Linked DNA regions of Homo sapiens: region 1 is linked to region 2. A link is a loop called in an ENCODE intact Hi-C map of the cell type or tissue named here. Cell type or tissue: Caco-2. All regions are shown on one strand. Each heading gives the region's core, and the rest is flanking DNA. Links, peaks and the distances in the headings are about the cores only.

Region 1 (15,383 bases), core at 5,991-9,990, 130 kb before region 2:
TGTTGAATTCTGCCACAGATGAGTCTCAACCACATTTTTCATGTCACCAACACGCATTGACTGAGCTCTTCCAGCAGTGGGGGGCGCCCCGGGGGCAGGCAGCTCCTGGGAGACATGACCTTCGGGTGCTGTGCCATGGGAAGGTCCTCCACCCGCTGAGACGCTGCTTGGATCTTATAAAATGCTTCCGAGTCACAGGCGCCTCACAGGTACTTGAGGATCTCAGCAGCCTCGTTCTCGCAGCACACAGCTGGCTGGGGCAGCACAGCTTTGCACTGAGAAAGAGGGAAGAAAACAGAAAGAAAACATGAACCTGCAGTGTGTTCAGTAGGAGCCCCAGGTGCCTTCGTTTCAAACAGGGGCCGGCCCTATTAATAGCTTTCTCCTACTGTAGATGAAAAGATGGAATAACCTAAATCCTGTTAATTTTTATGTTTAAGAGGTGGTCTCTATGTATTTCCTGAAACCCTAAGTGAGGAGATGCTGAGAACTTAGGTAAGACGCTGTAATTATCATTTTCTCTAAAGGGAAAGAGACAGTCTCGACATTTTTTCTCAAATAAAAGCACCCAGCATCCAGGCATTTGGAATTTGACCATAATTCTTGATAATGTACTGGTGCGGAACTAACAATGGAAGTGTTATTTCTCAGGGATAAGAGAACATACAGGTTATGGACATGTTTCTCCCCTTCCTCCTGTTTAATAGCAATTAAATTTCACAGGAAGACAGTGCATGTAAGAAAATAAGCTTTTAACTAAGTTGTGCTCATTAATAAACAGCCCATTCAAGAAAAATAAATATTCCTATTGCAAAGAATTCACTATGTGTTAAAAGAACTCGGTTGAGAGTCTTAAAACTAATTCAAGATAAAAAGTACTTTGCTAAATGTAGAATGCAATGAACTGGACATCGAGTGACTTTATTAAAAAACCCCACAATTGCAGGGGGTTCTCATTTCTTTTGATTTCCACGAAGCAGTGCTATTTGCACAGGTGCGAGGAGCCCAGGTGTAAGGAAGTGGTGGGGGGGAGGGCACAGGAAGTGTCTTTGTGGACACCAAGTAGCTCACACATTAGAAAACCAGTCAGACAGACTCAATGGATCAAAGTCATGGTCTATGTTTCTTCTTAATAAATTACTGGGTTTGGGCCAGAAGAAAAAGATTAAAACAAAAACCGTTTACAAAACAGGTAAAAGCACTCTTCAAATCTTAACATGTTTAAAATTTCTCCTTATAATATTGATTAAATACGTCTCTGACTATATGAGATAACGTGACATAAGAAGACATTAAGGAAATGTTGCCTCTGAAATACATAATTCTTGTAGCTGTAAGATTTGCAAGGCCAGGTGCAGTGGCTCACACCTATAACCCCAGAGCTTTGGGAGGCCAAGATGGAAGGATCTGCTGAGGCCAGGAGTTTGAGACCAGCCTGGGCCACACAGTGAGACTCTGTCTCTATCAGGGGTGGGAGGAAATTAGCCAGGTATGGGGGTGTAACAAAATAAAGTGCACAATAAATGTGCACCTGTGGACCCAGCTACTTAGGAGGCTGAGGTGGGAGGCTCACTTGAGCCCGGGGAATGGGAGGTTGCAGTGAGCTATGACTACGCACCAGGGCACTTCAGCCTGGGCAAGTGAGACCTTGTCTCAAAAAAAAAAAAATTCTCAAAAGCACACACTTTCCAAATAATAGGCCAAGAGAAAATAGATGGCATCCACGTGTTTGCTTTCTTAGTGGGAGGTGCACACAGGAAGAAATGAGATTGAACAGAAGACAGGGCAGCACTGGCAATGAGGCCCAGTGCGTGAAGAGCCTGCACAATTCTGAAAGTCACTGGGGACAGGTGGGAGAGGGGCTACAGACTCAAGCCTGTTTAAAGAATCATTTCTCCATTTTAAAGCCTGGACTTCCTCAGATTTCAGAAAACAGGGTCCTACTCTTTTAGAACACAGAACCTAAATCTTCCAAGCAAATATGGAAATCCTGTTTCAGAGCCCGCAATACAAAACTTAAATGCTAAAGGAAAACATAACTTTCCACAGGACATTTTCTCCCAGAGACGGACATTTCATTCAGTCATTCATCCGGCATCTGAGAGACGGACATTCCATTCACTCATTCATCCAGCATCTGAGAGACGGACATTTCATTCAGTCATTCATCCGGCATCTGAGAGACGGACATTCCATTCACTCATTCATCCGGCATCTGAGAGATGGACATTTCATTCAGTCATTCATCCAGCATCTGAGAGATGGACATTTCATTCAGTCATTCATCCGGCATCTGAGATACAGACATTTCATTCAGTCATTCATCTGGCATCTGAGAGATGGACATTTCATTCAGTCATTCATCCAGCATCTGAGAGACGGACATTTCATTCAGTCATTCATCCAGCATCTGAGAGACGGACATTTCATTCACTCATTCATCTGGCATCTGAGAGATGGACATTTCATTCAGTCATTCATCCAGCATCTGAGAGACAGACATTTCATTCACTCATTCATCTGGCATCTGAGAGATGGACATTTCATTCAGTCATTCATCTGGCATCTGAGAGGCAGACATTTCATTCACTGATTCACCTGGCATCTGAGAGATGGACATTTCATTCAGTCATTCATCCGGTATCTGAGAGACGGACATTTCATTCACTCATTCATCTCGCATCTGATGGAAGTTAGCTGCACCACTTTATATGTATTTTAGAAACCCTTAACTTCAGTATTTTATTGTCTTCGACTTCTTGCTCCCAGTCTTTAAGAGTAAAGCCTCATGTTTCCAGTTAGCTCAAAAGTCAGACCCAGCTTAAACTGAATGTATTAAATAGTTATTAAGTGACCCCTCTCTGTAAAAGGCATTCTACCAGCCTCCAGGAGGATGGGATTTTGAAGAAGAGCCTGCCCTAGTGAAGCTGAAAATCCAGAGGGCAGAAATGTACATCCACAAATGACCACGCTGTATAAGGAAGAACACAGGTGCCTGAGTGGCTCAGAGGGAAGATCAGTCAAAGCTGATCTGGGGGGATATCTGCTGCTTCCTAAAAGATGACCTAAGGCAGAGGTCCCCAACCCTGTATTCATCTGTATTTACAGCTGCTCCTCATTGCTCATATTACCCTGAGCTCCACCTCCTGTCAGATCAGCAGCACCATTAGATTCTCACAGCAGTGTGAACCCTATTGTGAACTGCGCATCTGAGGGGTCTAGGTTGCGGGTTCCTTATGAGAATCTAATGCCTGATGATCTCTCACTGTCTCCCTTCTCCCCAAGATGGGACCATCTAGTTGCCAGAAAACAAGCTCAGGGCTCCCACTGATTTTACACTATGGCGAGTTGCACATTATCTCATTATATATTACAATGTAATGATAGAAATAAAGTGCGCAATAAATGTAACATGCTTGAATCATCTGGAAACCATCCCCCACCCACCAGTTCATGGAAAAAATGTCAAACGTTCCTCATGCCGAAAAGGTTGGGGACCGCCCATCTAAGGAACCCAGAGGAGCTGGATGAGAAGCCATGTGAGCTGGCATCCCAGGGCAAATCCACAGACGTGGATGTGTCAAGGCCAGCAGTAGGAAGAAATCGGAAAGGATGCCACTGAAAGCAGGCCTCGTGTGTCATCGTGGTGGCCAGTGCCTCTCAAATCAATGTGCTGGCATCACTTGAGGACCTGAGGAGACCGGGGTTCAAACAGAAAACAAGGAGGTGCTGGGCTCCTCCCTCCGGCAGAGGATTCTGGGGAGTGTGCTGTCCTCAACATGACACAGATGAGGCCAACGAGCCAACTCTGCACAGGATCTCACCAATTTTGTGGTGCGTTTTTTTGATCCTCCCTGATGCACTAGACTGAGTCACAGATGCTCAGTTTGGGGGCATTAACATTGGGCTCTGGCCACCACAGCCTCTGCGGGACACTGAGCCGGCATCATGTTCCTAGCACAAATGGGTGGTGCCGCTGGGCTCTGCACCAACAGGGGAGAGTTAATGCTGGTTCTGCATTTTTCCACCCGTGCAATCTCTGACACTCAATTTGCTAATCTGTAAAATGAGAGTAATAATACCTTGTCACCTTTGAGGTAGCTGTGAGGATAAAATAACGAGCTCTTTCATATGTGGACGAGTACCATGAAGAAAACCACCATGCGGGGAGGGCATTTGCTTCCCAGCCTCAGCACAGCCCTGCTGACGGAGGTGCCTCACAGGAGCACAGAGACTCACCAGGAGGAGCTCACTGTGGAGACGTGACGTAAGTGCTCTCTGCTCATTTAGAAAACAAGCAAGGTGGCCAGGCATGGTGGCTCACACCTGTAATCCCAGCACTTTGGGAGGCCGAGGCAGGCAAATCACCTGAGGTCAGGAGTTCGAGACCAGCCTGGCCAACATGCTGAAACCCCGTCTCTACTAAAAATACCAAAATTAGCTGGGCATGGTGGTGGGTGCCTGTAATCCATCCACATGGAAGGCTGAGGCAGGAGAATCACTTGAGCCCAGGAGGCGGAGGTTGCAGTGAGCAGAGATTGCGCCACTGCACTCCAGCCTTGGCAACAAGAGTGAAATTTTGTCTCAAAAAAAAAAAAAAAAAAAAAAAAAAAAAAGGCCAGGCACGGCGGCTCACACCTGTAATTCCAGCACTTTGGGAGGCCAAGGCAGGCAGATCACAAGGTCAGGAGATCAAGACCATCCTGGCTAACACAGTGAAACCCTACCTCTACTAAAAATACAAAAAATTAGCCAGGCGTGGTGACACACACCTATAATCCCAGCTACTCAGGAGGCTGAGGCAGGATAATCGCTTAAACCCAGGAGGTGGAGGTTGCAGTGAGCCAAGATTGTGCCACTGCACTCCAGCCTGGGCGACAGAGCAAGACTCTGTCTCAAAATAACATAAATTAAATTAAATTAAATTAAATTAAATTAAATTAAAATAAAATAAAAAAGTAAGTGAGGCATGAATCAGAGACACTGGTCGTCAGCTTTTCAAAGGCAGCTTGTCTTAGTAAGTTTAAGAGTCTGAGTGAAATAACTCAGTGAGTTAGGAAAGTGGTGATAATGTAGGTCCCATCGGCATTCCTGACCCCCTTTTGCCTTTTTGTTCTATTTACTGGGTATCCATAGGACCTTAAAACCAAGAGCAAACAATTGAATGAGATGAATTTGTTTTAATCTGCATGACTAGATTACAGCCACAAACCCAATAAATACGCAGAAGGTGGCTGTGGGCAGATGCAGGGCATGGAGGGCCATCGGGCTGGCAAGGCTCTGTGGTCAAAGGGAACATGCTGACCTTGGCGATGGCAGAAGAGCAAAGTGACCAGGGACGTGTATGGAGCCATGTGAGAGCTGATTTCTTCACTTGTCCAATGGAGGTGATAACAAGGATTCCTGTTTCATAAAGATGATCGTGAAAACAAAATGTGATAGTGCACGAGAAAGTGTTTGGAAAAGATATGAAGATGTTATTTGCAAGAAGCCCTTGGAGCAGAGGTCCTGCTTATCTACCATTTAAATGAATATAGGGTATGTTTGCCATTTCAACTCTACTGTGTGAGCACTAAGGGATCCTCTTGCTGGTGATCATTTTCAAAGAGAAAATGAGAAGTGTGCAGTAAAAAGGGAGCTAAATTAGAAGTTCAAGAAGAGAGAGCAGGTTTCTTCAGGAAGCCTGGGAAAGATGGAGGCAGATGCAGGAAAGAGGGCAGGGGCTCAGCCCTGCACAGAGCTGCCAGAGTGAGGTATCTGCAGCCAGCGGGAAGACCCAAGGGATGTGCAGGAGGATGTGGCCAGGGCGAGGCAGCCCCTCTCAGGACCAAACGCCTGGAGACGCTCCCACCTTCTGTGGGGAATCAAGACGGACCTCTCAGGATGCACACACAACCAAGCAAGGCTGAACCCCAGCCACCCCTGGGTGACGCTGTTGGGTACGGAGATCCCAGAGGAAAGCAGGAGCCCTGAGGCCGTGGTTGTTTCTCTGTTTGCCACACTGCCTTTATTGTTTTTTAGTGGACCTGGAACTTTTTATAAGTGCATTTACCAATGCTTTACTGGCTTTTGGTCCCCTGAGCCAGGATTTCCTAGAGCTCTTGGTTCCATCTTCCCCCCACCTCACATTCTGCAGAATGGGCTTCAGGTTCCTGGCCCCATAGCGAGGGACAGATGATGCAGGTTCCTGGCCCCGTGGCGAGGGAGGGACGATGCAGGTTCCTGGCCCCATAGCGAGGGATGGACAATGCAGGTTCCTGGCACCGCAGCAAGGGACGGATGGTGCTTTATTGTACTTTTTGCTCTGCAACTCTCTTCTCCTTTTCCAAAACATTTATTTTGTGTTTATTTTCCTTCCCTGTCTCCACATCCATGTTAATTTCAATGATGAAAATGGATGTTTTTCCTCCCTGTTAGTAATTTTTGAGATAATTTAAGAAATCTCTCAGGTTATTCATTGTTCCAATCCAGTTTTATTTGAGATTCAGTAGAAGCTCTGTTATTCTAAAATTCTTCCTAATAAGATATGATGAGGATGGTGTTACATTAATGCAATAATTATCTCTGGCAATGACAACGAAAGATTATCCTTAGCATCCGGCCACGATTCTTAGGGGTCAGAAGTGTTTAGAGGCACAAGGTAGATTGTACAAGTCCCCTATGAAATACTGTAACACAGCTGAACTTCCCCCTCTCATAAGCAATGCCCACTCTGTCGGAGAGTCTTGTCATGCTTTTGGTCACTTAAAAGTGTTCCGGGGGTTCATGCAGCCTCAGGCACCATCCTTATTGCTTTAGCTACAAAAGTGCTTCTTATCCAGGGTCCCAGTGAGAATCGAGATGCCCCTGGATGAGTGTGAAGCACTCGTGTGCGTCCTCGGCGGCCACTGTGAAGCAGTACCCTTGTAGACACGGAATGCATGGGCATGGACTCTAAGCCCAGTGCTCCTGAGCCCATGGACGGTACCTCCTCGGGGGGTAGAGAAGCTTGTGCACCCACATGGCCTTGGAGTCCAGCAGTGTCTGGCCAGAGCTGCAGCTCAGTGAAGAGTGTTGTCTTCAGAGCCACATTCGCGTAGCCACCCGGGGTCCCTACAGAATCACCGGGGCAAGTAGCAGGGCCGAGAGAAGGTGTTGGAGAAAATGAGTGCAAGAACACGGGGCATGACCACGCGGAGACCCTAGAACACCTCCGTGAGGGACCCCGTCAGGTTCCACGCGTGAATGCTGTCCTTCCACCCGAGTCAACAGGAGACCCGCCAACACCAAGTACAAAACACCTCCAGCATTCAGAGTTCCCTCTCCTCCTACTTCAGTCTCCCCTTCTCTTGCTCAACCCTCTTCGGATGTCATCTCTTTTTTCTTTTTTCTTCTTCTTTTTTTTTTTTTTTTTTTGAGACAGAGTTTCACTCTGTCATCCGGGCTGGAGTGCAGTGGGGCGATCTGGGCTCGCTGCAACCTCTGCCTCCTGGGTTCAAGTGATTCTCCTGTCTCAGCCTCCCGAGTTGCTGTGGGACCACAGGGGCCACCATGCCCAGCTAATTTTTGTATTTTGGGATGTTGCCCAGGCTGGCCTCGAACTCCTGAGCTCAGGTGATCCACTTGCCTTGGCATCCCAAAGTGCTGGGATTACAGGCATGAGCCACTGCACCCGGCATGGACTTCATCTCTGTTAGCCTCTTTCCCTGCTCACAGCTTGAACACTGAGCACCCGGGCCAGGCATTGTTCTAAACACTTTACTGCATTAGTACCTTTAACCTAACAATCTTCTGCATTAAATGCTATCATTAGTCCAATTGTGCGGAGAAGAACATGGAAACAGAGTGATTAATTAACTCACTCCTTCCTGATTGCACTGCTGGTCAGCGTGGGACCCCAGGGCCAATCTGCTCCACAGTCCCCTATTGGTTCTGGTTAAAAAAATGAAATGTGTAGCTCCTCACGGGCTCCCAGTGGAAAATTACAGGATGACTGGATATAAAGTAGTAGTTTCCAATTGACATAAAAGTATACGCACTGGAAATACATAAACTTATTTCCTTCACACGTAGAAGACAATTAAAACTTTGGGAGGTAACACACAGTTGGAATTCTCTGCTGTAGGCATATAGGGAAAAACTGATCTGACTTCTAACCTGAAGGTTTGACTCTCATCACTGCCCCATCTGCCGCACACTTCATAGCTCATGTATAGCTCATCGGTCTCTGGGCTGCAACGCACAAAAGATCAGATAAACTCCGACCTTTACTGATAGCAAAAGCAAACATGCTACCTGGGGAGTGATTACCCAGTGACAAGATTACAGAGGTTAAATGAGAAGTATCTGAAAATAAAAGTACAAATCAACCATGAAAGTAAGTATGAAGCACACGTTGGACTGCGGTTCCCACATGCCCAACGGCACCTGGAATCGCAGTGGCTCTCAGCGGCAGCATGCAGCACCGTCTCCCGGGCAATGGACTCTCATCTCCACCCCCAGAGACTGGCTTGTAGGTCTGGGAGGACCCAGGGTTTCCATGTGTAGTAGACAGGCTATGGGCCCTGGCTGTCCCCCCAGAGACTGTGGCTCGTAGGGCTGGGAGGACCCAGGGTTTCCATGTGTAGTAGACAGGCTATGGGCCCTGGCTGTCCCCCCAGAGACTGTGGCTCGTAGGGCTGGGAGGACCCAGGGTTTCCATGTGCAGTAGACAGGCTATGGGCCCTGGCTGTCCCCCCAGAGACTGTGGCTCGTAGGGCTGGGAGGACCCAGGGTTTCCATGTGTAGTAAACAGGCTATGGGCCCTGGCTGTCCCCCCAGAGACTGTGGCTCGTAGGGCTGGGAGGACCCAGGGTTTCCATGTGTAGTAGACAGGCTATGGGCCCTGGCCATCCCCCCAGAGACTCTGACTCGTAGGGCTGGGAGGACCCAGGGTTTCCATGTGCAGTAGACAGGCTATGGGCCCTGGCCATCCCCCCAGAGACTCTGACTCGTAGGGCTGGGAGGACCCAGGGTTTCCATGTGTAGTAGACAGGCTATGGGCCCTGGCCGTCCTCATGCAACACAGTCACATGTTGCGGCTCTCTCACCACTCAGCCTGCAGCAGGAAGGGCGATCAGAAAAGAGCGGCTCCCCTACCATTCCAGGGACACAGACAACCCCAATGACCTGACCTCTTTTACTGAAGAAGTAGCTCTGTTTTTATTACAGTATATAATTCACAAATTCGCTGATAGCCTCGACATTTTCTGGCACAGCTAAACTACCCGCCGGACAGCCACTCTTTCCCTCTCTGTCCTTAGGGTTCCCTGGAATAGCGAATGCGTTTGCTGATGAAGTGACATTTTCAAAGGCATTCAGCCAGAGTTTCTTTTCTGAGGCTCTTGCTCATTTCAAAGCATTTAGAGCAAATTACACTAAAATACATGTTACAGAATATGAGAGTAACCTGGAAAGCCAGGGAAATGCATCCAAACGCCAAGATACCAGATAATTTGTTTCTTAGCCAAACCTCAGTGGAGACTGTGTTATTCGGTGAAATCATTTCCACTGAGAGGCATAACTGAAGGATTTAAAATAGGAAACAGAAAGGCAGATCCTTGCTGGAAACAATATGTCCGAGAGGCAGCTCCACAGATCACCTGTCTCCCACTCATGCTGGTGAAGAGAAACGGCTCCCCTGTATGGGCAGCGGCTGTGCAGTCCCGTGAGTTAAAAGTACGACAAAATGGCCCAGCGGTAAAGGTCAGGGGCCTCTGATCTCTGCATAAAGTCCAGGCAGCCTCCAGCCCTGTGTCTCCATCTAAAGGCAGTGAGACTTCATTTTATTCTAAATGTCACCTATAGCCCTTCAGCACCCCCCATCATCACAGTTCTGACTGTGTCCATTTATTTTGCTTTGTGGGGGGCAAAACGTGGTTGTAAGGAGACCTCAAAACTAAGAATGCTTAGCTGCCAATGCAGGGCGATGATTGAATAACCCGAAAACCGAGTTTGTCTCTCACTTCATCTGAGCCAGGTTTTCCTGACAAGACCACGGGCTCCTAACGGGGATTGGTCCCATGAATGTCCAGAGAACGGTACGTTCCGGGGGCAGGCCTCTTGCTCCCACTCAGGACTCCTAGGAACCTGCTTCCCCCGTCACTGAGGGATCTGCGTGCCCACTGCCCGGGTAGGCAGGAGGGTCCCTGGAGGAGAGAGGGCACTCAAGAAGACCCCCACCTCCATCCGCATTCACCACCACATGCCGCGGAGGCCACAGATACCTATGAAAGGAAGGGCGAATTCTTTTCTCTGTAATAAAAAGAGCTGGATCCCCTTTGCCCACGCCTGGGGGCAGGTGCAGAGGCCGTCCCTTTGGGAAGGGATGTTGTCAGGGCTGGAGGCTAAACGGAGCTGCTCACAGGGTCACCCAGGAACACACGAAGATGCCAGCCCAGGCACCTCATTTGACCACGCACAGCTGAGGCTCCCAGTGACCACCGGGCTCCTCTGCGAGGGAAGGAGAACCCAGTCATGGGCTTGGGGCCCGGGCCCTGCCCTCCGTTCCAACCAGGGCCCTTAACCACAGGGCCAGGGCTGGGCCTTCTTTCCCCAGGACGGCAGCCCCAGGGCTCTCGCATAGCTTTACACTCACAGGCTTTGAGAGGAAGGGGCGGGCCTGGGCCACAGAGCCCCCTCTAGCCCTCTGCTCAGCCTTCCCCATGCTTGCCGGGGGCCGCATCTTCCCCTCGCCTGGAGGAGAGGCGGTGGGGGCTCCGGTCAGGCTCCTGTTCCCCTCTCACCTTGGGTCACGCATTAAAACAGATTCTTTGAATTTTCGACAGCCTTTGTTTACACTATGCGATAGCCCAGACATGGAATCCTTCCAAGAGAATTCTCCCCACAGTCCTCTGAAATGGAACAACTGAAAAGCCATCACACCCCACTCAGAAGGGTCCCCACGCTGAGGTGCACAGTGCAATCTTGGAGATGGGCAGGGAAGGGCTCGGGAGGCCCCAGGGTGGGGGCCCTCACCGCTGCCTCCTGCAGTCCTTCACCTGACACCTCTCAGGCCGCAGCCCCGTCCAGGTGCCGGCCAAGGAAGAAACCTCTCAGAAGAAAGGACCTCTCGGGACAGAACTCGAGGGCTGGGGCGACAGGCGATTGGTCCCGTCTGCAACTCCACCATCACCCCCGAGCATGGGTAGGCTTCCCCCAGGCTTGGACAGTCCAACACACAAACCATTAGCCACATGAATCTATTCACGTTTAAATTAACTAAAATGAAGTAAAATCTGAAGACAGTCGCTCATTTGCTATGTGTTGAGTCCTCATGGCCTCCTGTGCTAGTGGCTGCTGTCTGGGACAAGGCAGCTCATAAATCATTTCCATCACTGCAGACAGCTCTTCCAGACAGTGTTATCTAGAAACAGGGATTGCAGGGCAAGCACTCCCCACCCTGCCTTCCCAAACCCCAGTGTTTTCCACAAAATGCCCAAGAAACAAACAGTTGCAACAAGATGAGTACCGAAAAGCTTCCAGGCTCTGTGACCAATCGAACAAATCCTAAATGCCAAGCAGAGTAACTTAAGAACAGTGTCTTGAAATTCACACTTTTAATTACAGAGAGAATAGAAACACCTTAATTACAGGAGGATGAGAAGCTTGGAGACTTTTGTGGAGGGAGTACAGAGGATTTTGAGGGACTTCAAAGGTATTTTAGACATTAAAAGAAAAGAGCGAGGAGGCGAGAGGAAATGCATGCAGGGCACCCATAGGCTTTGAGGCCTGAGCTCCCAGCTCGGCCCGGCCCTGACCGCTCATCGGTGAGGAGGCCAAGGAGGGCAGGGCGGGCCGTGTGGGTGGGTGAACCGTGCAGGTGGGTGAAGCCACCATGGGGAACTGCACAGGTGGGTGGAGCCCCCAGGTGAACCCTGCAGGTGGGTGAGGCTGCCAGGGAACCGCGCAGGTGAGTGAAGCCATGAGCTAGCAGAGCCCTGTGACCCGGGTCACGCCTGTGTCCTGTGGCCAAAGGGGGCAGGCAGTGTGGGAGTGGCAGACGCAGGCCTGAGGTGTTTGCGAAGCGCTGCTCCCCAGGAGGAGTCACCTGGGCTTTCTTTAAAGTTTCACCAAACGCTTCCCGGGCATTGCGAACTTCAGGGCTGCCACCACAGCAAACACACACTCATTTATCGTTCGGGAGGTGCTCACAGCATCCCACATCTACGATCTGTACTTTATAGAAAAATTAAATGTGACAAAGAGATAGAATTAAAAACTCAGGTTCCCAAGGAAAATGTTGGAGCTCTGGAAGCGACCCCAGCGGTGGGCACCGGGAGCCGCGGACAAGGTCACCCTGGCTGGCGTCAGCCAGTGGCTGAGAGAGGAAGTGAAGAAGATCCACCTGCCACGGTGGGCTTTCCACAGGGCCTCAGTTAGAGGGGGGTGGACCCGCAGAGGGACCTACACCTGGGCCACAAGGAGCCTTTCCCTTGGCCGGAGGTCCCTCCTTTGTGACTCACTCAGAGCAAGACAAAGCCTGGTCTGCAGGAGCCCACATAGGGCGCAGGAGCATGGCTTTCCTGGAACCACTCTGAGCCAGGAGGTGTCTGTGTCCTGAGCCCACCCTGTTTTGCTCTTACCTTAGACCCTCTGAGAAGGGTCATGGTGTGAGCAGGTTCCCTGCGGGTTTCAGGAAGGTGCCAGAGGCGGGGCCTGGAGGATGCAGGCATGAGGGAAGGGGCAAGGCCGAGCGAGGTGAGCACACCCCGGCCCAAGGGAGGTTCCCTATTCCCCAGGAACTGCAGGCAGAGGGAGGCCTCAGCCAGGATGGTCCATCCCAGCCCTCCCAGGCCCAGTGCACTTAGACAAGGCTGTGATTCCATCCCAGCAGCTGGGAGCGAAGTGGTGCCCGCCCTTCCCAGCCACCTCCCTTGCCCTTCAGCTGCTGGGATGGGGCTGCTCCAGCCGAGGGTTCACTCTCACTCCCAGCCCTTTGGGAAAGAATCGCAAAACCCCAGTATGAGGAGAGGTGCATTTCTCCATTCACGTCTCCTCCAAGTCTTAGGCTTACCAGGAAATCAGTGGCACTCTAAGCAGCGTAAGTCAAAGGGCACTGCCCACTCATTTTCAACGTGCTTAGGAAGTGATCCCCTATCTTGTTGGCTGTGAAAATGCATAGAAGAAAATGTTTGCTGTGTGTGTTCATTTATCCAAAAAGATTCTGATGGGCACTTTAGCCCTAGTAAAGTGTTTCGGCTAAAGCCAAGAAGAAGTCTATCTAGGTGTTAAATTCAGAAAAAGAGGAGAAGGAAGAAGAGAGGCAAAGTATTCACTCTTTTCATGTATTTACTGGTTGGGTGCGCATTAGGTGCGTGTCTGCTGAAACCTAAGGAGACCAGCTTATCACATGCCTGCCCTACCACTGAACTACCTGAGCCCAGACCAAAACTTTGCCATGTCCTAAAGAACGCTTGCACTCACAGTGTGTAGAAGGAAAGCTGCTCTTAGCTTTGCCATGTCATGAAGAATGCTTGCACTCAGAGCGTGTAGAAGGAAAACTGCTCTTAGTAACATCTGGAATAACCATCTAATACACTTGCCAAGATTCAGACCAATATGCCTGGAATAATGTCAAACCAAGAAAACAATGAGGTTTATGATGGAAACAGAGAAAAGACTTCAGGATCGTTCCAATGGCATCGGAATGATCCCACACTCATAATATTTTAAGGTTACCAAATGCACTTATGAAAGGTGGCTACCACATAGAATCTAATTTTGTTTTTTGAAGAACAACTCCTCTGGAAGTTATTCTTGGCAGACACTGAATAGCAAGAACCAATTAAAATAGAAAAGATAAAGACAGTTAAAAACTAATATGTCTGATGAAATAAATATTCAGATGAAATTTATTTTCTTGGCTGTCATTTAACTAAGAAAAGAAAAACTAGGACTTATACACTTTTTTGAAAAATAAAATCATGTCCGCAATGTCAACTTGTTTGTCAAAAGCTAATTTTAACTACCTAGGATTTAATATCCCTAAAATGTTGATATTAATATATCAAATTAATATAATTTTAAGTTGCAATACTATTAGACAGCCAGATCTTATCACAGTGGTTTCCATTCTGAAGATATCTTGGCCTTTGTACTTTGAACATCATTTTCTGAACAGTAACAGTTTTCCTTCGCTTCTGGAAACTTGTCACTTACTTTGCCATCCATACATCATTCACAAAACATTTGCCTTCATCATCATGCAAAGCTACAGAAGATCTTGTACAAAGTAAGATTATGAAGGGAAAGGAATTAAGTTTTTAACAAATCCATACTTATGCAGATAAATGTTCAAGTCAGTTCTTTAACTAAATCACTTTTGAGGCCAGGTGTGGTGGCTCACACCTGTAATCCCAGCACTTTGGGAGGCCGAGGCAGGTGGATCTCCTGAGATCAGGAGTTCGAGACCAGCCTGACCAATATGGTGGAACCTCGTCTCTACTAAAAGTACAAAAATTAGGCAGGCGTAGTGGCGTGTACCTGTAGTCCCAGCTACTCAGGATACTAAGACAGGAGAATTGCCTGAACCCAGGAGGCAGAGGATGCAGTGAGCTGAGATCCTGCCACTGCACTCCAGCATGGATGACAGAGTAAGACTCTGTCTCAAAAAAAAAAAATCACTTTTGAGCATATCTAAACATTCCAACAATTTAGTCTTCATTCAAATTTGTGAACTCTTCCTTTGAAGCTACCTTCACAATGTATGGAGAGCTCAAGGAAAGTCAGCCTTACGACGTCATGCAGTGATGCTGAAACAGATTCCATTCGATCCTAACAAACCTACAACACAAGGAAGAGAAGGCACATTTCTGTACTCTATAGATGGCAATATTAAAGCCAGAGAAATGCAATGTCTTGCTCAGAGTGACAAATTATTTTGTGGTGGTGGGAGAGCGTCAGGACAGGTATGTGCCTCTGGTCACCATCCACATTTTGTCCTGTGAGACAGTGCTCTCTCTAAAATGTCATCAACCTCGTAGGTCACGTCATCTTGAGACTGAAAGAAAAGTTGATTTAGAGAAACCTACCTCACACTGCAATACTTTTTATTTAATCATGTGGTAATAACTATGAAATTCGTAACAGATGCTTGTGTGTATATTTTCTGCCACACTTTTTCACCCTTATCACTGGACTGAGTTGTTGGTTTTGAGTGACACCTGTAAGAGTGACTTTGTGAAGTTGAGATTGGTCAGATTTGATCAACCCATTGTTGTGCGAATTTGCCCCTTGGCCTAGGGCTAGCAGGCTGAGAGGTGGTAGAGCTTCCTTTATGTTTGCATAGTTCTTGCTTTGAAAATAGAAGGTGAACTGAAAACTATGGAAAGGTAGGTGGGTGTCTTGTGGATTAAAAATGAGCA
Region 2 (15,383 bases), core at 5,815-9,814:
TGCGTGGGACTTGGGCTGTGTGGACTCGGGCTGTGTGGGACTCGGGCTATGTTGACTCAGGCTGTGTGGGACTCGGGCTGCGTGGGACTTGGGCTGCGTGGGACTTGGGCTGTGTGGACTCGGGCTGTGTGGGACTCAGGATGTGTGGGACTCAGGATGTGTGGACTCAGGCTGTGTGGGACTCGGGCTGTGTTGACTCAGGCTGTGTGGGACTCGGGCTGCGTGGGACTTGGGCTGCGTGGGACTTGGGCTGTGTGGACTCAGGCTGTGTGGGACTCGGGCTGTGTGGGACTCGGGCTGTGTGGACTCAGGCTGTGTGGACTCGGGCTGTGTGGGACTCAGGCTGCGTGGGACTTTGGCTGTGTGGGACTCGGGCTGCGTGGGACTTTGGCTGTGTGGACTTTGGCTGTGTGGACTTTGGCTGTGTGGACTTGGGCTGTGTGGGACTCAGGCTGTGTGGACTCGGGCTGCGTGGGACTTGTGCTGCATGGGACTCAGGCTGTGTGGGACTCAGGCTGTGTGGACGTGGGCTCTGTGGGACTCGGGCTGTGTGGACTTGGGCTACGTGGGACTTGGGCTGCGTGGGACTCGGGCTGTGTGGACCTGGGCTGTGTGGACTCGGGCTGTGTGGGACTTGGGTTGCGAGGTACTCAGGTTGTGTGGACTCAGGCTCCGTGGACTCGGGCTGCGTGGACTCAGGCTGTGTGGACTCGGGCTGCGTGGGACTCGGGCTGCATGGGATTTGGTCTACGTGGGACTCGGGCCGCGTGGGATTTGGTCTACATGGGACTCGGGCTATGTGGGACTCAGGCTGTGTGGGACTCGGTCTGTGTGGACTCAGGCTGTGTGGGACTCAGGATGTGTGGACTTGGTCTGTGTGGACTCAGGCTGTGTGGGACTCAGGATGTGTGGACTCGGGCTGTGTGGGACTCAGGATGTGTGGACTCGGGCTGTGTGGGACTCGGGCTGTGTGGACTCAGGCTGTGTGGGACTCGGGCTGCATGGGACTTTGGCTCTGTGGGACTCGGGCTGTGTGGACTCGGGCTGTGTGGGACTCAGGCTGTGTGGACTCGGGCTGTGTGGGACTCGGGCTGTGTGGGACTTTGGCTGTGTGGGACTCGGGCTGCGTGGGACTTTGGCTGTGTGGACTTTGGCTGTGTGGACTCGGGCTGTGTGGGACTCAGGCTGTGTGGACTCGGGCTGCGTGGGACTTGTGCTGCATGGGACTCAGGCTGTGTGGGATTCAGGCTGTGTGGACGTGGGCTCTGTGGGACTCGGGCTGTGTGGACTTGGGCTACGTGGGACTTGGGCTGCGTGGGACTCAGGCTGTGTGGACCTGGGCTGTGTGGACTCGGGCTGTGTGGGACTTGGGTTGCGAGGTACTCAGGTTGTGTGGGACTCAGGCTGTGTGGACTCAGGCTCCGTGGACTCAGGCTGCGTGGACTCAGGCTGTGTGGACTCAGGCTGCGTGGGACTCGGGCTGCGTGGGATTTGGTCTACGTGGGACTCGGGCCGCGTGGGATTTGGTCTACGTGGGACTCGGGCTATGTGGGACTCAGGCTGTGTGGGACTCGGTCTGTGTGGACTCAGGATGTGTGGGACTCAGGATGTGTGGACTCGGTCTGTGTGGACTCAGGCTGTGTGGGACTCAGGATGTGTGGACTTGGGCTGTGTGGGACTCAGGATGTGTGGACTCGGGCTGTGTGGGACTCAGGCTGTGTGGACTCGGGCTGTGTGGGACTCGGGCTGTGTTGACTCAGGCTGTGTGGGACTCGGGCTGCGTGGACTCGGGCTGCGTGGGACTCGGGCTGTGTGGACTCGGGCTGTGTGGGACTCAGGCTGTGTGGACTTGGGCTGCGTGGGACTTGTGCTGCATGGGACTTAGGCTGTTTGGGACTCAGGCTGTGTGTACGTGGGCTCTGTGGGACTCGGGCTGTGTGGACTTGGGCTACATGGGACTTGGGCTGTGTGGGACTCGGGCTGTGTGGACCTGGGCTGTGTGGACTCGGGCTGTGTGGGACTTGGGTTGCGAGGTACTCAGGTTTTGTGGGACTCAGGCTGTGTGGACTCAGGCTCCTTGGATTCGGGCTGCGTGGACTCAGGCTGTGTGGACTCGGGCTGTGTGGGACTTGGACTGTGTGAGATTGAGACTCTGCCTCCTTCCGGTCACTCAGCTTTGCTCCTTCCGGTCACTCAGCTTGCCCCAACTTGCGTGTGGTCATTCTCAGGCTAGGTGTAAGAACACACCATTGCACCTAAGTAGACGAAATCCAGTGGAGAGGGGAAAATCTCAATCTCTCCGTATGTCTTTTTTAGAGCAAAAATCCTTCCCCAGAAACTCTGCAGCAAACCTTATTTTTGGACTAGTGAGGGTGTATCCCTGACAGCTGGGGTAGACTCAGCTTCCTCTGAGAAGCACCCGCTGTATCCAGGGCATTGAGCAGACGGCACACTCTGTGGAGAAGGAGAAACGGGGGGTGAGCGGGAGAACGGGTCCAACAGGCAGCTGATGGCACCTGGGGTAGAATCAAGGAGTAACCTCAGGAGTGTGTTCCAGTTCTGATGCTGATTTATTAGGTTGCCAGGGAAGAACAGTTTGAAAATAAAGTTGAATTAAATCACAGACAAGCAAGGACTGCTGACAGTTCTGGGAGAGGCTCGAGGGACTGACTGTCTCTTGCTTCAGCCAGGAGAAAAGAGAGGTCCCGGGGGCCTGGCCGCCCGAGCTCAGGCGTCAGCCGGTATCAGAGCCGGAACAGGAGGACTGTGCGGGAGATTGTTGGACTCACCGCGTCCCAGTGGGACTTGGCAGCTCTGGCCAGTTGAATATGAGTAGGTGTTTAACTCAAGTAGAAGAGGAAATCGGAAGGATCTATCCATCAAACTGTGCAGCTGGGAGGAGCTCGCCCACACAGCTCCATCTGCAAGAAGCACGTGGCCACACGGCCTGCGTCAGAACTGTCTTTCGGGGACGACCCCACCTCCAAGGCCAGGGGTGCCTGGAGACCATTCTATCAATGTCAGCCTTCCCAGCTGCATGGGCAGGGGGAGAGTGCAGACCACAGATAAGGAATTCTCAGGGGCAAGAACCGCAGAGACACTGAGGTTCCCAGAGCGCAGAATTCAGAACTAGCAGGTTTTTTCTGAGCTCCGCCCAAGGCTGTGTGGATATCAGAAGTCAGGGAGAGGTGACCTGGCCTGGAGGTCATCACGGTGGTGAATTCCAGGCCTGGAAGAGGCCGGGAAGAGTGGAAATGCCAACATCAGATTTAAACACTCACTGATTTCTTCCACTTACATTCACAGCCGGAGGCTGGTGGAAGAACAGAAAATGCCCACAAGAAAAATTCGAGTGATGACCATGTTGCCACGGGAATGAGCCAGTCCTGAACCCGGCCTGTCTGCCACGCCCAGCACTGTCGCCAGGATGCAGGTTCCAGCAGCTCCCTTAAAGGGAACGCAAGAAAGGCTGCCAGTGTCACTCCGGGCGGTGCTGGGGAATCCCTGGAGTTGGCACTGGGCTTCTCCACCATCACCAGGTGGGGCCCTCCAGGAAGTGGGGGGCGGTGAGGGTCTTGGCCCTTCATTCAGCTCTACGTCCTGGCTGCTTCACGACGCCAGCCTTCGCAGAGCCCTCTTTGGAAATTAAATACATACTTTACTGAATCAACAGATCACTTAGCATCTTGTGGTATGAAAATGCAAACCCCAAACCAAAATCAAACCAAACCAAAAGCCCCCAAGAGATGCCTGTACTTTAAAAACGCATTTAGCCATGTGCGTCTGGGACAGGGCCCTCTCCGCAGTCTCAGGCTTTTATTTTTACATTTTAACTACAGGAAGATTACAAACATCAGATTTTATGAGGCCCTGGAAAAAAGATATATTAGCTTAGATATTCTAACTTATCAAATGTGTGGACACCATTATGTTGATAAATTTAAGATGTTTACAAACAGACATATGGAGAGAGATTTTTAAGGGAAAACCATTTTAAAAAATTATTCCATCATATTGACCTGCTTCTAGAGACAGATGGGCCAAGAGTCTAGAGCTGGTACCCAACCTTTGATTCGATGTGGCTATTAAAATACAGGGTAATTAATTCTCATATTGAGTTACCTCGCTAAGAGCAGAGCCGCACAGCAGCGGGGACCAACCATGCCACAAAGGCTGAGAGGAAAGGCCAGGTGAGTGGGGGAGGCCCAGCTGCACCTGGTTCTCGTCTGTATCACATCACCCCAGAACAATTCCTCTTTTACAATTTTAAAAGGTAATTCAAAATTAAACACGGCTGTCCCGGCTTTTAAGATACAAAACCAGATTCGCAACTGCGTCTTATTACTAAATATCCATGGGCCATTTTCAAATAAGAACCCCAGTTCCTAACTGAGTATGTGGGCGGAATACCCTAGCGTTTACCTTGGCACTGATATTCCTTGTCTATAGTTGGGCTTTCTCATGCCTTCTCTCACTCAGGCTCAAAATAATACCCACGGCTGCTGTTTTAGGACTTTTTTTTTTTTTTGACAGGACCTCGCTCTGTTGCCCAGCCTGGAGTGCAGCGGCACCGTCACAGCTCACTGCAGCCTCAAACTCCCAGCCTTGAGCAATCTTCTTACCTCGGCCTCTCAGGTAGCTGGGTTACAGGTGTGTGCCACCATGCCCAGCTAATGTTTCTATTTTTTAGAGATGGGATCTCACTTTGTTGCCCAGGCTGGTCTCAAACTCCTAGCCTCAAGCAATCTTCCCACCTTGGCCTCCCAAAGTGCTGAAATTACAGGTGTGAGCCAACACACCCAGCCTGTTTTAGACCATATTTTTAAAATTTTCTATCATAATAAATTTTCCTTAGACACAGCTGACTATATTGCTGAAAAGAAAAGAGCCATGGATTTCTATCTCCCAGATTTCCCTGTCCACATCAGCCTCAGGATGTCCACAGGAGCTCATTCCCAAACAAAAACAAGAGGCAAGATGGGGCTGAAGAGGCAGGGGGAACAAAGGCCCTGTGAGGGGAAAGGCAGAGACTTTTAGGGGCTGGTCTAATCCGGGAGAACGTAGGACCGAGGCAGGGCCACGGGTTCCCATCAGAGGCTGCAGGCAGTGTGGCAGCCAACAGGGATCACTCTCCAGGCACCTGTGAGGTATCCGAGAACACTGCTTTCTTTAATTGGCACAATTGTATCAAGTCGTCATTATTATGTTCATCTTACAGATAAGACATTTGGATCACATGTGGTGATTAAGTTTCCAAAGCTAAATAGTGACAGAAATGAGACTCAAATCCACCCATCTGCCCCCACACCCATGCACTGTAACCTGCCCCAGGGACCTGTGGCTTCTCCATGGAGAGTCACTTTGATGGAGGGCAGGCTGGAGGCAGGTCCAAGGCCCACTCCCTGTCCCAGGGGAACGGTTGCTGGGCTGGCCTGACAATGGGTCTGGGGTAGGCCATCATGCCATGACTCTGTTGGGGAGGCACCAGGCTTGCAGCGTCCATAGAGGTGGTGATCCAAGATCCCTAGCCACCGGGGCTCGCGGTTTCTTGGCATCAGAACCTTTTTGCAAACATCATTCTTTGAAACCCCAACAAATGAAATGAGAAGAGCAGGGCTGACGGGGGAGAAGGGGCTGAGGGACCGGGGGTACCTGCTGTCAAGCACCCCGCCCTAGGTCACGTCTGCAAAACCCCAGCGCTCAGGGGACACAGTGCAAATGCCACTGCCCTGGGCAGCCGTGGAGTGGAGTTCACATGTTTCAGCAGCTGGCTAGGAGGACTCAGCTTCCAAAACCAGAGGTGCCATAGCTGAGCCTGGTGTCTGTTCTCACCCTGGGTCAGAGTGAGATCTGCCCGAGATCCCTCAAACAAGAGACACTGACCGCAGCCACCACAGGGAAGCTGCAAACAGGGCTTCCTCCAGCCCAGCCTCGGCGAGGAGGAGCCGGGAAGGCAGGGTGCCCTCAGCTGGCAGCAGACTCTGGAAGGAAGGGTCCCTTCCAACAATATCCCTCCCTTGTGTCGTCCAGAAAAGGGAAAAGGAGTCCACTTCGCACTTGCGACCCAGGTGCCTCGCGGGCTCTGTCCTTCCCAGGCTCCGAGGAGCTGTACCCGCCGGCTGTGTGGATGGCCGCTGGGCTGGACCTGAGCCAGCCCCCCGGGAGGCTACGTGCAGCCAGTGGCAGAAGAGGGATGGCGGGAGCTGGTGGGAGGAAGTGAGTTGAGTTTCACCTGAGCCTGTGTCTGCTGGCTGGTCATTCATGGGGTCCTGAGACTGGGACCATGGGAGGGTCTGGGTCCCTGGGTTGAGCCAAGAATCCTCAGCTCTGGAGCATCCATCCCCACCGCTCCTGGATTGCTGGAAATCACAGCATGGAACACAGAGGCTGAGCAGCTGGCCAGGCCTGGCCTCAGCCTCCCCTACTGTGGCATCCAGCCTGGACACCCACCTCAGCCAGCAGTTTAAGCCCTGGGATTTGGGCATTGAACCCCAGCTCCTTCTCCTTCCCTGGAGGACACCTTGGCTTGATACCTTTATCAGCACCTCTCTTACTTCTGGAAAAAGCAACACCATGTTCTATTCCTTGTCTTTAATAATTGCATGGGAAAAAACTACTTAAACTGTATCTACCGTAAAACGTTCTCCAAACTGACCATCAGAGAGAGTTTAGAAGCATGGAAGGGATCTGTCATTCCCATTCTTCAATGTACCACATTTGCTTGAAGAGTACATAATAAAAATAAGGAGAATGATTATTTTGCCACCAAATTCTGCACACTCATTGGTGGAAGAAGCTTGGGGCCTGTGGGCTGTAGAGACCCTGGGGAGAGCCTGCATCACAAAGGTGAAGAAGGGGCCTCCGGAGGTGCCAGGGACAGGACCCGGGCAACAGAGGCAGGCATGGGGGTCACACTGACTCTCAGTGTGACTTACGCCGGCCACAGAAGTGCAGTTCTGCCCTGGTGACTTCAGCCAGAGAGGACAGCAAAGCACATCTCCCACCTCTGTCTCCAGGGAGGATGAACCCTACCCAGGCTTGGGCCTGCAGCAAATGGATGGAAACACCACAGCTTGACCGCAGCGCCCACGTCTGAGCCTGACCCACAGCTCGGGCCATTTCCCTTGAAAGAGTTACTTTCTTCCACCTTCTTCAATTAAAAGAAAAAAGGAGTTATCTCCTTTTGATGCTGTCAGTTTTCTGATGAAAAGGGAGAACTGCAGATACGGGTCTTTCTAGGTAAATAAAACACCGTATTGGTTGGAAAGCGAATTCTCATCGCGGGCTAAGTCAACACAGGTGTTCTTTCATGGATGCAGGGCAGGTGGCCGTTTGTTTTCCTTTCCCTTCACAATCGTCTCTTTCTCTCCATTCGGTTCACATCTGAGCCCACATCCCTACGGGCAGCCACGAGGAAATGTCACCTGGCCCTTGTTAGGTATGAAATGTCCTTATCAATAACGGCCTGCTGTGCCCCAGCTTATCCAAGCTACAGGCACCTATAAAGCAATAAAAGGCGATTAGGAAGAGCTGCCCCTGCGGAGTTCTACGGAAGGTCTCAGCTCGGTTAGGGGAACCGTTGCTCCAAATCAACAACATTGACTTCTGAAGGAGCAAACGTTCACATCAAAGTAGCCTGGGTCTTCAAGGGAACCAAACATTGGCCATAAAATGAGCACAGCCCGGTGAATGAGGCTTTGTTATCCTCACCCAGGTGTCAGCTCTAAGACCTTCCATGAGACCACTCTTTTGAGAAAGAGACAGGCGGCCACACAGAATGGGTCATGGCGCCAGCCCTGGGTTTGAGGGGGAAAGCCCAGACGCTGCCTCACCATGAGACAAAGACCCCAGGGGCAGCCCTGAGCTGGAAGGCCACACGCCTGGCCATGGCCCAGCCCGGGATGTGGGTACATGCTGCACACATATGTGTGGGCGTTCATGTGTGTGGGCATGTACATGGGCCCAGCCTGTGATGTGGGTGAGTGCTGCACACATATATGTGGGTGTTTTTGTGTGTGTGCGTGTACATGGGCCTGGCCTGTGATGGGGGTGCATGCTGCACACATGCGTAGGCATTCATGTGTGTGTGTGCATGTACATGGGCGTGGCTACATGTGCCTGGGCCAGTGTGCATGTGCATGTACACCTGGTGCTGCTGGGCCTGACCTCTGACGCCTGGCTCCAGTGCCTCCGGCCGTTTTCGCCAGCTTGGGTCCTGGGTGTCTAACCAAGGTTCCTCCCAAAGGCACCTGAACAGCCATGATCATTCCTCACTTCTCCCAACATCCCCTCCCAGCCCTCCGGGGAACTGCATGTGGAGGCCAGGATCACCAGGCCACGGCGTCCTGGGCGGGTCTTTTCAGAATCAGAGTACAGAGCATGGGAACAGCACCACGTCCCTGAGAAGTGCAGGTCCCGGGATCAGTTTCCCCTCTGAGGAGGGAGGAGCACTGGGGGGCCCGTCCCTGAGGCTGCAGCACCGTCTAATGGTGGGAGAGCCACTCCTGCAAGTCCGTGACCTTCTGCACGGGGGACAGGAGGCACCTCGGCGGCCTCCCTGTCCATGCAGCCGGACCACTGGCTATGGGTTCAATTGTGTCCCCTAGAAAGAGGTGTCCCATCCCTCCCCTCAGCACCTATGAACATGAACTTCCTTGGAATAGACTCTTTACAGATGTACTGCAATTCAGATGAGGTCATCCTGGGTTAGGGCCAGCCCTCATCCAATGGCTGGTGTCCTTGTAGGACGAGGAGACATGGCAAGATGACTAGAATCAACTCTACCCGCAGGTTAAATCAGACCTGAGGGACAAGCTAAAAGGTGGTATCAAACACAAAACACTGTTAGTCATTTTCTGAAGGGAGGTGATTTTCCTGTCAAGCTCTGGAAACGAATTTATTCCCATCATCAGTCGTGGCCACAGGAGGTGTGCAGCTTTTCCTAAGATCAGTTCGTCTCAGGCTGGTCACGTGAGGCTCAAGCAGTCATTTCTTTTTAAATTAGTCTGATCAGTGATGGCAACAAATAGGTCCCCAGCAGCTCTCACCTCTGACCCTGCGGGATCAAACGAGGCATTTCACAGTGAGGAACATGCTGGTGGGCACCTTCAAACATTTGCCGCTTAAAAAGTTGGTGTTACTTTAGAGCGAGCCTCGTGGAAATGTAGCTGGCTCCAAAGCTAACATGAGAATGGTTAAGGGCAAGTGATGTAGGGGAAAAGGCAGGGCCCTCGCTCCCCAAATCCTGCCTAGGCTGTTTCATAAACACGTGCATCTGGCCGGCAGCCTCATCTCTCCTGACTTTCCAGGCTGGGCTCCTGTGCTGGTCAGATCGTGGCTTCTGCCTCCTTCTTTCAAAGATGACAGAAAGGGGGTCAGGCAGCCTTGCATTTTCTGATCAAAGCATTCATTACAAGCCAGGTTTGCAAAATAACAATTCGTCCGCGTGGTGTTTTTCTAAATCACACAGTCCTGTGTATCCTGGGGTGCCACGTGCCCACCAACCTGAGGGGACAAAGCGGGGACACAAGCTCTGCCGCTCCCGGGGAACCACACCCCGACCCTGCGGCCACGACATCCAGGGCCCAGCCTGGACTCGCCAAGACGCCTTGGAAAGATCCCCCCGGGCTCCTGCCGTCAGCCGATTGACCCCACGCCCTTCCCCGCTTTTCTCGCCTGCTGCGCCGCTGACATCACATCCGGGTCTCTCCGGCCACTCAGAGAGGAGGCACCTGCTCCTCGGGAGGCGTGGTTGGCTCTAGCGTGGTGGAGAGAAGATGATTTGAGGTTGGGTGTAACCGAGCTTGCAGGGAGTTGTGGAGACCTCTGTGCACGTCCACTCGTCCCAGGACTCTTTCTGCATCCCAGTGGAGGGTCCCAGCCCGGGCGCGGACAAGGAGGAGGGTCCCAGCCTGGACGCAGACCCAGAGGAGGGTTCCAGCCCGGGCACAGACAAGGAGAAGGGTCCCAGGCCGGATGCAGGCCCAGAGGACGGTCCCAGCCCGACCGCGGGCAGGAGGGCCGGGCTCAGCGTGAGCCGAGGGTGCCCCCTGGTGGCAGTGGTGATGCTGTCCAAAGCGGGCCCTGCCACGTGAACACTTTAATTCAGGAACAAGCGCGGGAGAGGGAGGCCGGCCAGGCCTCCCCAGCTCCGGGCAAATCTTCTCATGAATTCTTAATGAGGCAGTCACAGCCCCTCTCCTGTCTGTCAGCTCCTGGGCACTATAGCACAGAGTTTATGGGTTCATTTTATTGTAACAATAAAAAGAAACAGCATTGTATGTTACCAATAAAGTAACTCTAAGACACAGCTCACACTTGTGCTGATTGTTCATTTTCTCATTGCACCGAAAACGTATTCATCATAGAAACATTGTGTACAGTCGGATGTGACATTATATTGAGGGTTCAGGTCTATAAGCAACACACTGTGATTTTATGTTGTAGGGACGCAGCGTCAGGTACAGCATGAAATGTAAACGTCACGTGGATGACCTGCTGGTGAGCGTGTGCGTCTTGTGTTTTGTGTGCACGCACCACACGAGGCCCACGTGGGATTTCTCCCTGGGGCTGGAAAGCAGCTGTGGATTGGTGTTCAGCATCTGTCGGGATGGAAGGGGCTTTTCCATCCAGAGCTCTTTCCTACTTTTAGTAGGTGATAGAATCAATTAACTGTGGGAAAATGGAAGCATCTTCCTGTCTTTAAAAAAAAATGTAAACAAGAAGCTCAACTAGATACATTGTTTTAATTTAAATACCAGAGCAAGTATTTGAAGAGCCTAGCACAGCACTGACCTGAGCCTTCCGTTCCTTTTTTTTTTTGAGATGGAATCTGGCTCTGTTGCCCAGGCTAGAGTGCGAACGGCGCAATCTCGGCTCACTGCAACCTCCACCTCCCGGGCTCAAGCGATTCTCCTGCCTCAGCCTCCCAAATAGCTGAGATTACAGGCACCCACCACCACGCCTGGCTAATTTTTGTATTTTTAGTACAGACGGGATCTCATCATGTTGGCCAGGGTGGTCTCAAACTCCTGACCTCAGATGATCCGCCCGCCTCGGCCTCCCAAAGTGCTGGGATTACAGGCATGAGCCACTGCGCCCAGTCCTATTCGCTTTTATTCCCTCAAGGAAAGCTCCTGGGTTTCCGTCACGTGGGCTCTGCTCCAGGTGCAGGACACAGGGAGGAAAAGAGGGGGCTTCTTCCCACCATGGTGTGGGGAGCAGGGTGGGGTGCAGGGTTGAGCAGTACATACAGAAGGAGGGAGGCAGTGCTGGGATTTGCACAGGTGGGCACTCGAAAGATGGGTGTGGGCAGCCACCAGGATGGGACAGAAGGAGCCGCAGGAGGTAAGACCTTCAGGACAGCAGAAGGGGCAGCGCTGGGCCAGGCAGGCTGAATCCTGGGGTGGGAGGAAAGCTGAGAAACACAGCTGCAGAAGGCAGGCGGCAGGATAAGCTGTGTGGTCTCACATCCGTTTGGCTGTGTGTGCATTCGACGGTCCTGGAAGCAAGATCACACTTGGCCAGGTGGCCTCACTCCTATGTCCATTACTGCTGTTACCTTCTCCTGTGTTTTGGTCCTGACCTAGGCATTGTAATTGGTATGTAAGCAGGGAGAGGACCAAAATAAGGAGCCTGGGGTGGGGGGTGGATACTTACAGTCTGTGTCTCAGGGAATTTCCTGAGGCCTCCTTTCTGCTTGGTTTCCCCAAAGGAGCTTCCTGGATGGACCTGTCCTCACAAAGGCCTTCAGCTCCTTCTAAGTAAAGGAACAGGCAACCTCTGCCTTCCCCTGCCACGGATTCTCTGATTTTCGGATTCTCTGTGAGTCCGTTGATGTCCCAGAAAGCGAGTCCAGAAGTGACCTTCTTCTTGGGAAATTCTCCCTCCTGAAGCCCCCGGCTGACTTGAACACATTGCCAGGTTTGCGAAACACCGTGAATAAGAGAACTTTTTCCAAAGGATGTCGCACATTCCTGCCTCCAGGAAAGACCCTGCTATCCTGAGGAAAGGAGTATTTCACTGCATTACAGTTTAAAATCTTGAATAATTACTGTTTTTCCAGTTCTTCTTTGAAATTCAAAGAGAGAGGATAGAAGGAACAAATGCATGGCAAGTTTGATTTCTGCCACGGAAGGAATCCAAACAGGACTACTCACAGCTCATGGCAAGTTTGATTTCTGCCAGGGAAGGAATCTGGACAGGAAGGAATCCGGACAGGAAGGAATCCGGACAGGACTGCTCACAACTGAACTGGAGTGCCTCCTCCATCTCCAGTGTCACGGCCTCTCCTCTTGCTAAACTTTTTGTTTAAATGCAACACTCTTTTCTCATTTGTCATGGCATTTGTCAGAACCTTGAAAAGAGATTAAAATGGAGTTGCAAAACACTGAGAGATTCAAGGAGAGCCAGTGAATCTGCAAATAATTTTTAAGATAAAAATGAAAATAATAGTAACGCTTTGAGTGTCAGTGGAATTTGACTGTAAGTACAGTTTTACTAAGACGAGGTTTTCACCTAGAGGCTCCAACTAAGAACATAATTTTAATCTGCCCAGCATTGGGTTAATCTTGACTGCATAATAGTAAAAGGTATTAGCGATATTAGAGAGCTGTTTGCAATTTCTTGGGGCCGTATTCGCATTGATCATCTCTGATGTTACTCACTGTGTTTGCAGATGGAAGACATAAGGTTAAAAGACGTCCAGATCCATTTTAGAGACGATTGAAGTGAAGCAGTGAGATCATCTATCATCTGGCAGAAATTGGGCCAAAACCAGACATCCCCCATCCAGCCAAGCTGCGAAGCCTTCCAGCACAAATGCGTCTGACCACAGCTCACCTGGGATTGTGGCCAGGAGCCAGTTAGCCGGGATTGGAGAGCAAGCATGATAAAGTGCAGAGGCTCTCAGCCCTGGCAGGATATTTAGAACATCCTGGGGAGCTTTAAAGTCCTGATGGCCAGGCCACACCCCAGGCTGAGTGAATCAGAAGCCCCGCGGGACCGTGCACCCGCGTTTTTAAAGTTTCCAGGTGATTCTCAGATGCAGCCAGGACTGGAACACGCCAGTGTCAGGAGAGCCCTGAGGTCCGGCCCTGCCGCCGATGGGCAAAGCAACCCGGAGTGTGGTTTCCTCCGTGGTCAGTGTGTGAGCCTCAGACCCGCTTGGGCTGACTTCCTTTCCTCTACAGGATAAGAATATCAGACATGGGCACCTCTGTGCACATTTCCTTTGAGAGCCTGACTTCCAAAGTTGATCAATGTGAATGTTTTGTAAATAGGCCTCAGGAAACAGCCTTCTTGTGATTTTTTTTTTCCTTCTCCGTGAACCTGGAGTAATACTTTCTTCTTAAAATAATATTTATGGAGCAGTGCTTCAATATATTTTAAACGTTGAAATAGATTTACTTGATTTTTCCTAAATATGAAAGATACACGTGTTTTGTAATAATCAATATTGAAAGTGTAAAATAAAAGATAAAAATAACCCAAAATTCCTCTATCCAAGGATAGTAGAAGTGACACATATCCACCACTCAAAATTGTCCTTCCAAAATTTTCGTCATGTATGTTTCTACCAAAATAAAATGATGATGTGCTTTTATTTGTGACCAGTTTTCCTCACCTGTTGATATGCATGCAGTCAGATTTATTACTCTCTTAATGGCTACACCTGAGGTACAGGAAACAGCGAACCACACCGCCAGTTCTCTAGGTCCTAATAAACATTTTCCAAACAAGTGACTGAATGAGCACCAGGAAGGGAGGAGGAAGTGTGGCCAGATATGGCGCAGGGGACACTGTTGGAAATGCTTGTTCTCCGGTGCCGCAAAGAAATAGCACTTGAACATAAATTTAATTTATTCAGCAAGGCCATTTTTACTTTGTGCAGAAAGGGTACGCTCGCCAGTAGTTTTGCCACGAGAGTACACTGAACAAAGGAGACAGGGTCTTTTATAACCTGATGCGTCCACCCTACTGCTGTGTCTGGTTTCCATTGGATGGAATGGGACCTCACATTCTGTATTTGTCCCGACTACCTAGCAACTTAGAACTTTTTAAAAGAGGCAAAGGCAGCGGAGAACAAAGGAAGGAGGAAGTAACTTGTGGAATGCTGAGAAAGGTAAAAACACCTTCAAATAAGGAAGAGAAACAGGCTATGGCCTAATGCCCGCTTGGACCAGTGTAAGCATGCCAGGGCAACTATTTAGGCTAAATTGTGGGAGCTAAGAGCATAAAGTACATTGATTTATTACGGCTAGCAGATATTTAAGAATGTCAGCACAGGTCTTTGGATAAATTTTGCTTTGCTTCTAAGAGAAGTTACTGTTTATTTCTAATAAGACAGGGAGGAGAGTCTCTTTGAAGGGGAACCTCTACTTTACTTTTTACAACACCGTTGGTTTTAGCTGCTCCTAATTCCAGCAGTGACTCCATGGGGACTTGGAGCCCTGGCCCTGGTAGGTCACGGTGGGGTCGGTGTGGAGACGTGCCCCGTGCTGCCGTCAGTCGTGCTGACCCTGGGAGACCAGAATGCAAAGGCGGCAGCTCCCAGTCCCAGGGAAAGGATCCCGATGGAGAGTCTGGGCCCGCTCACCCCGCCCAGTGGTCCTGAGTGCTCTGAGGAGCCTCTCGGTGGCTGCAAGGTGACAGCCCTCCTAGACGCAGCTGCTTAATGACTTTCTGCTCATGTGTTTCTTCCCAAACCCATTTCTGCATAGCGGAGAGTTAGAAGGTCATGTTTTCAAATACAAAATGTCTAAGTTTTATTTTCCTAGGAGTCCTGAACAAAGTAAAATGGAACATTTCCATATTCCTTCGGAGGAGTGTTTTATGCCAGTGTGCGTGCCTGGACTCTTGACCGAGCCAAGGCCCGCCTTTATGCCCGGGGTGCTTGGAGCAGAGCCCTCGACCCAAAACTGCGTGGTGCCCACGGAGGCTCCAGGTGTCTGTGCATTTCCACACCCAGGAGGTTGAGTGGAGGAGGGAGCTGACACCAGTTCTTGCCCTCCCCTCTCTGCAGGCCAAGGCCGAGCCCCTGAGGGTGGCTCCCCAGCGCCAGGCACCTTCTGGGGTAGAGCGCCTCAGAGCAGAGGCCCCACACTGGCCCCAGGACCGGCTCCTCTTTGCCTTCCCCGACCCCGGCCCTCTTACCTCAGGCGTCCGTGTGCCCGGAAACGAATTTTGTGTTGGTCCCTCCTGCAAGCCCTCGTATTCAGAAGAGGAGACTGAACAGGCTCCCGTGCCCTGTGTGGCGGCACGGACACGGGCTCAGACCCACGCTGGCCTCCACAACCTCCCAGAGACTCCGTGTCGTGACCAACGTTCCCAGCGTGCTCCATCTGCAGGGCAGCTCCCGGCCGCATCCTCTACCACCCAGGCGA

Evidence for each region. A loop is a pair of places that touch in the nucleus more often than their neighbours do. Peaks named below come from ENCODE experiments on the same cell type or tissue, not always from the same donor. Only the 100,000 strongest peaks of a DNase experiment are listed, where the experiment ranks them.
Region 1: it touches region 2 in a loop (15-fold over the local background); 1 of 110 quality-filtered maps calls a loop at or near these places.

Annotation. Positions count from the first base shown.
Region 1 is chr6:168,492,299-168,507,681 of GRCh38, reverse strand. All of the region lies in intron 1 of SMOC2 (SPARC related modular calcium binding 2), which reads right to left. Among named protein-coding and RNA genes, the nearest start is that of SMOC2, 59 kb to the right of the region's middle. RefSeq lists an enhancer at 10,027-10,745. In Caco-2, for the core only: no CTCF peak of the experiment used is centred there; a DNase peak (open chromatin) is centred at 8,201.
Region 2 is chr6:168,365,114-168,380,496 of GRCh38, reverse strand. LOC107986549 (a long non-coding RNA gene) reads right to left here and starts at 12,897. Exons shown (of 3, transcript XR_001743904.3): 1 at 12,666-12,897; 2 at 11,659-12,355; 3 at 10,213-11,500. In Caco-2, for the core only: no CTCF peak of the experiment used is centred there; DNase peaks (open chromatin) are centred at 7,406 and 9,791.